2 separate regions of the Homo sapiens genome follow, and region 2 is linked to region 1. Evidence: read pairs that join two places in POLR2A ChIA-PET (ENCODE). Cell type or tissue: Panc1. All regions are shown on one strand. Links, peaks and the distances in the headings refer to the core of each region. The heading gives the core; the rest is flanking DNA.

What was found. ChIA-PET counts read pairs that join two places held together with the same protein. Peaks named below come from ENCODE experiments on the same cell type or tissue, not always from the same donor. Only the 100,000 strongest peaks of a DNase experiment are listed, where the experiment ranks them.
Region 2: POLR2A ChIA-PET joins it to region 1 with 11 read pairs; 2 of 35 experiments call an interaction of 5 or more read pairs at or near these places.

Annotation. Positions count from the first base shown.
Region 1 is chr16:15,732,741-15,735,650 of GRCh38, reverse strand. MYH11 (myosin heavy chain 11) reads left to right here. Exons shown (of 41, transcript NM_002474.3): 26 at 73-285. Among named protein-coding and RNA genes, the nearest start is that of NDE1, 84 kb to the right of the region's middle. In Panc1, for the core only: no CTCF peak of the experiment used is centred there; a DNase peak (open chromatin) is centred at 1,610.
Region 2 is chr16:15,539,466-15,542,375 of GRCh38, reverse strand. The region is part of intron 2 of MPV17L-BMERB1 (MPV17L-BMERB1 readthrough); the gene reads right to left. The region is part of intron 2 of BMERB1 (bMERB domain containing 1); the gene reads right to left. Among named protein-coding and RNA genes, the nearest start is that of MIR6506, 70 kb to the left of the region's middle. RefSeq lists enhancers at 1-183, 2,759-2,910. In Panc1, for the core only: no CTCF peak of the experiment used is centred there; no DNase peak of the experiment used is centred there.

The DNA.
Region 1 (2,910 bases), core at 236-2,735:
GTTTTTGGCCACATTGTAAGAGAGGAAACCAAGGGACCTGGGGGTTCATTCTGCTGGGTCTCTCCCTGGAAGGCTTGACGATGAAATCGCTCAGAAGAACAATGCCCTGAAGAAGATCCGGGAGCTGGAGGGCCACATCTCAGACCTCCAGGAGGACCTGGACTCAGAGCGGGCCGCCAGGAACAAGGCTGAAAAGCAGAAGCGAGACCTCGGCGAGGAGCTGGAGGCCCTAAAGACAGAGCTGGAAGACACACTGGACAGCACAGCCACTCAGCAGGAGCTCAGGTGAGGGGCCCATCAATCCCACCATCCTGCTATCCCACTGCACCAATGGGATGGGGGCAGAAGAGGGGACAAACCCAAAGCAAATCGTGCATCAGCCCCTGTGCATTTACCTTCCTGGCCGCGGTTTGCTTTAACTTATAGAAGCATGGTTGGCTGTTTCTTTTTTTTCTTTCTTTTTTTTTTTTTTTTGAGGCAGTCTGGCTTTGTTGCCTAGGCTGGAGTGCAGTTGTGCCATCTTGGCTCACTGCAACCTCCACCTCTGAGATTTAAGCGATTCTCATGCCTCAGCCTCCTGAGTAGCTGGGATTACAGGTATGTGCCACCACACCCGGCTAATTTTTTGTTTTTAGTAGAGATGGAGTTTTGCCATGTTGCCCAGGCTGGACTTGAACTCCTGGCCTCAAGTGATCCACCCACTTCCGCCTCCCAAACTGCTGGTATTACATGTGTGAGCCACTGCACCCGACCCTCATCATCTTATTTCTCATCAGAAGAGTAGTATATACCAGGGATGTACAATCTTTTGGCTTCCCTTGGCCACATTGGAAGAAAAAGATTTGTCTTGGGCCACACATAAGATACACTAACACTAATAATAGCTGATCAACTAAAAAAATTTTACAAATTGGAAAAAACATCTCATACTGTTTTAAGAAAGTTTATGACTCTGTGTCAGGCTGCATTCAAAACCATCCTCATTGGTAAGCTTGGATATACTCAGAGAACAATTTGAAAACTATAGAAAAGCAGACATAAAAAAAAATCACCTTTAGGGTCGGGCTCACGCCTATAATCTCAGCACTTTGGGAGGCCAAAGACAGGTGGATCACTTGAGGTCAGGAGTTCAAGACCAGCCTGGCCAACATGGTGAAACCCTGTCTCTACTATAAATCCAAAAATTACCTGGGCGTGGTGGCGCATGCCTGTAAATCCCAGCTACTCAGGAGGCTGAGGCAGTAGAGTCACTTGAATCTGGGAGGCAGAGGTTGCAGTGAGCTGAGATCGCACCATCGCACTCCAGCCTGGGTGACACAGTGAGTGAGACTCCATCTCAAAAAAAAACAAAAAACAAAAAAATCACCCTTAGTCACACCAGTTAACATTCTTGAGAAATTCCTTCCTGTCTGTGTGTGTATCAGTCAGTCCCCAAGCTCCAATTCCCAAGTATGTGTGTGTATCACTTTTGTGTTAAATTTTAAAAATAAAATTGATCAGATTGGTTTTCAATTGAAGATTCACTTCAAATGAACAAACAATAACAAACTGCCTGCCAGATCACGAATCCTGACTCTAGTGAAACTAGGTCATTGATTCATTCAGTAAACACATAAATGTATTTTGATGCAATCTGTGGTGTTGGCATAGCATGTATCATAGCATATAGCTATGCTAGCTGTGCCAACACCATATACCCTGGGGTTTACTTCCCCCACTTTGGGTTTTGTGCAGTGTCACATGCACATAGAGCACAGCGTTCTGCTCCCTTGCCGCTTGGCCTTTGATACAGAAGAGCCCAGTGCATGGGCCAGGTATGGTGGCTCATGCCTGTAATCCCAGCACTTTGGGAGGCTGAAGCAGACAGATCACCTGAGGTCAGGAGTTCGAGACCAGCCTGGCCAACATCATGAAAACCTGTCTCTACTAAAAAGACAAAAATTAGCCGGGCGTGGTGGTGGGCGTCGGTAATCCCAGCTACTTGGGAGACTGAGGCAGGAGAATCCCTTGAACCTGGGAGGCAGAGGTTGCAGTGAGCTGACATCATTCCACTGTACTCCAGTCTGGACGACGGAGCAAGACTCGATAAGAAAAACAAACAAACAAAACAAAAAACCAGGCTGAGTGCGGTGGCTCACACCTGTAATCCCAGCACTTTGGGAGGCTGAGGCGGGTGGATCACCTGAGGTCAGGAGTTCGAAACCAGCCTGACCAACATGTTGAAACCCCATCTCTACTAAAAATATAAAATTAGCCGGGCGTGGTGGTGGGCACCTGTAATCCCAGCTACTTAGGAGGCCGAGGCAGGAGAATCGCTTGAACCCGGGAGGTGGAGGTTGCAGGGGGCCAAGATTGCGCTGTCGCACTCCAGCCTGGGCAACAGGAGTGAAACTCCATCTCAAAAACAAACAAACAAAACCATGGACTCAAGGTCAAGGTTTAGCTTCTAATTCTGGCTCCATCACACAATGGCTGTGACACCATGGGTAAAACTGCTTACCCTCTCTTAGCCTTAGTTTCCTCATTTGTAAAATGGAAATAATAACACACCTGCCTCTTTGGGTTGCTCTGAGGATTAGATGATGTATATAAAAAACTTAGCTCAGGGCCTGGCATATAGTAACTGCTCATTAAATAAGAGCCAACATTAATATTTAAGCAAAATTTTGCAGTTCACAGACATCCTTTCAATTCTATTACTTTGTGTATTTGTTTGCCAGTCATTACAGATGTCCTAGGCAGGTGATATGCTCCACATTTTGCAGCTGAGGAAATTTTAGGTCCAGAGATGTTAGGTGAATGACCCAAGGTCACACAGCTAGAGAGGGGTGGTGATGAGGACTGCAGCTCTGGGTCCTGGAAGAGCTCTCATTCTTTTGCACGGCACTGAGATGACCCTCTGTCTCCACC
Region 2 (2,910 bases), core at 328-2,827, 190 kb after region 1:
GGGGAGAGGGGTGGGCAGGGCACGGTGGCTCACGCCTGTAATCACAGCACTTTGGGAGGTCCAGGCCGGCAGATCACGAGGTCAGGAGTTCGAGACCAGCCTGGCCAATATGGTGAAACCCCCGTCTCTACTAAAAATACAAAAATTAGCTGGGTGTGATGGCACGTGCCTGTAGTCCAAGCTACTTGGGAGGCTGAGGCAGGATAATTGCTTGAACCTGGGAGGCGGAGGTTGCAGTGAGCCGCAATCATGCCACTGCACTCCAGCCTAGGCTATAGAGTGAGACTCCGTCTCAAAAAAAAAAAAAAAAAGACAGGTGGTCGGGGGCACTGCCGGATGCAGAGGCTCATGCCTGTAATCCCAGCTACTCAGGTGGCTGAGCCAGGAGGATCACTTGAGCTCAGGAGTTTGAGACCAGCCTGCACAACATAGCAAGACTCCATCTCTACCAAAAAAAAAAAAAAAAAAAATTTAGGCCGGGTATGGTGGCTCAAGCCTGTAATCCCAGCACTTTGGGAGGCCGAGGCGGGCGGATCATGAGGTCAGGAGATCGAGACCATCCTGGCTAACATGGTGAAACCCCACCTCTACCAAAAATACAAAAAAATTAGCCAGGCATGGTGGCAGGCGCCTGTAGGCCCAGCTACTCGGGAGGCTGAGGCAGGAGAATGGCATGAACCTGGGAGGCGGAGCTTGCAGTGAGCCAAGATCGCGCCACTGCACTCCAGCCTGGGTGACAGAGCAAGACTCTGTCTCAAAAAAAAAAAAAAAAAAAATTAAAAATTAGCCAGGCATGTTGGCACCCACCTGTGTAGTCTCAGCTACTTGTGAGGCTGAAGCAGGAGGCTCACTCCTAGGAGGTCAAGGCTGTAGTGAGCTATGATCTCACCACTGCACTCCAGCCTGGGTGACAGAGTGAGACCCTGTCTCAAAAAAAAAAAAAAAAAAAAAACAATTCGGCGGGCAACTTCCAGTCCCACTCGCTGACCTGCCAGGAAGAGGAGGAGGCTGGCGACTGAATTATAAAAGCTCTTGAACAGTGAGATCCAGGGAGCCTCTAGGTTGGTGGACACACTGGTGTGCTGGGAGGGCAGTGCACCCAGAGAGGGCATCATGGAAGCTCTGCACGGCTCCCTCTCCACACCTTGCCCAATGCATCTCTCTTCCATTTGGCTATTCCTGAGTTCTGTCCTTTGTAATAAACCAGTAAACATAAGTGAAGGGCTTTCCTGAGCTCTGTGAGTCATTCCAGCAAACTATCAAACCCGAGGAGGTGGTCGTGGGAACCCCCAAGTTTGTAATTGGCCAGGCAGAAGGGTGGGTGGCTCCGGACTTGCGACTGGCATCTGAGATAGGGGCAGTCTGGTGGGATGGGGTCTTTTAACTTGCAGGACCTGATGCTAACTCCAGGACATAGTGTGATAGCTGAATTGAATTGCTTGGGCACCCAGTTGGCATCCAAGAATCAGAGACTTAGTGTAGAAAAATGGCACGTATTTGGTATCAGAAAAAACACATTTGGTGTCAGAAGTGGCGTCAGAAAACACCACACAGAGTAACAGAGAAGTCGAGCAATTTGCTCAAGACCACACAGCCGGTAAGCATCTCCGCTGGGACACAGACCCTGGCGCAGGCAAAGTCTGTGACTGTAACTGCTACGTGTGCTGCCTCTTGCTGCGCCTGACCTCCTCACACCAGCCACCAGGTGCAACATCCTTATCGCCTTGCAGGCAAGAAGGAAAAGTGTGGCTCAGGGTAGCAAAGCCAGTGTTTCCTGAACATCAGTCACTTGCACGTTACCATGGCAACAGTTGCTATGCCTCAAGCCCTCTCTATTATTATTATTATTTGAGACAGGGTCTCACTCTGTCACCCAGGCTGGAGTGCAGTGGCACAATCTCAGCTCACTGCAACCTCCACCTCTCAGGTTCAAGTGATTCTCATGCTTCAGCCTCCTGAGTAGCTTGGATTATAGGTGCATGCCACCGAGAGCCGCTAATTTTTGTATTTTTAGTAGAGACGGGGTTTTGCCATGTTAGACAGGCTGGTCTTGAACTCCTGGCCTCAAGTGATCTCCCCACCTCAGCCTCCCAAAGTGCTGGGATTACAGGCGTGTTCTCTTTTATTGTCTATTTAATACTTTTCTTTATGTTGATTCTCTTTTTTACATCACCATAAATGCAAACCTAATATTGTTCCTAAAAGACATGAAAATTATATATATTTTTTTCAGCAGGGTCTCACTCTGTCGTCCAAGTTGGAGTGCAGTGGCGTGATATCAGCTCACTGCAGCCTGGGTTCCAGCAATCCTCCCGCCTCAGCCTCCTGGGTAGCTGGGGGTACTACAGGTGCACTCCAGCACACTGGGCTAATTTTTTGTAAAGACGGAGTTTCGTCATGTTGCCCAGGCTGGACTCAAACTCCTAGGCTCAAGTGATCCTCCACTTTGGCCTTCCAAAATGCTAGGATTACAAGCATGAGCCACTAGGCCTTGCCTGAAAATAAATTCTTTTTCTTTTTCTTTTTTTTTTTTTGAGACGGAATCTTGCTCTGTCACCAGGCTGGAGTGCAGTGGTACGATCTCGGCTCACTGCAACCTCCACCTCCCGGGTTCAAGAGATTCTCCTGCCTCAGCCTTCCAAGTAGCTGGGACTACAGGTGTGCACCACCACGCCCAGCTAATTTTTGTATTTTTAGTAAAGGCTGGGTTTCCACCATGTTGGCTAGGCTGGTCTTGATCTCTTGACCTCATGATCCTCCCACCTAGGCCTCCCAAAGTGCTGAGATTATAGGCATGAGCTACCATGCCTGGCCGAAAAAAAATTCTTAATTAATGTTTTCCTAAATGCTGCCTAAAATCATCCCAGAGCGTACCCAACTTTGGGAAAAACTGGACCAACTAAGTCTGAT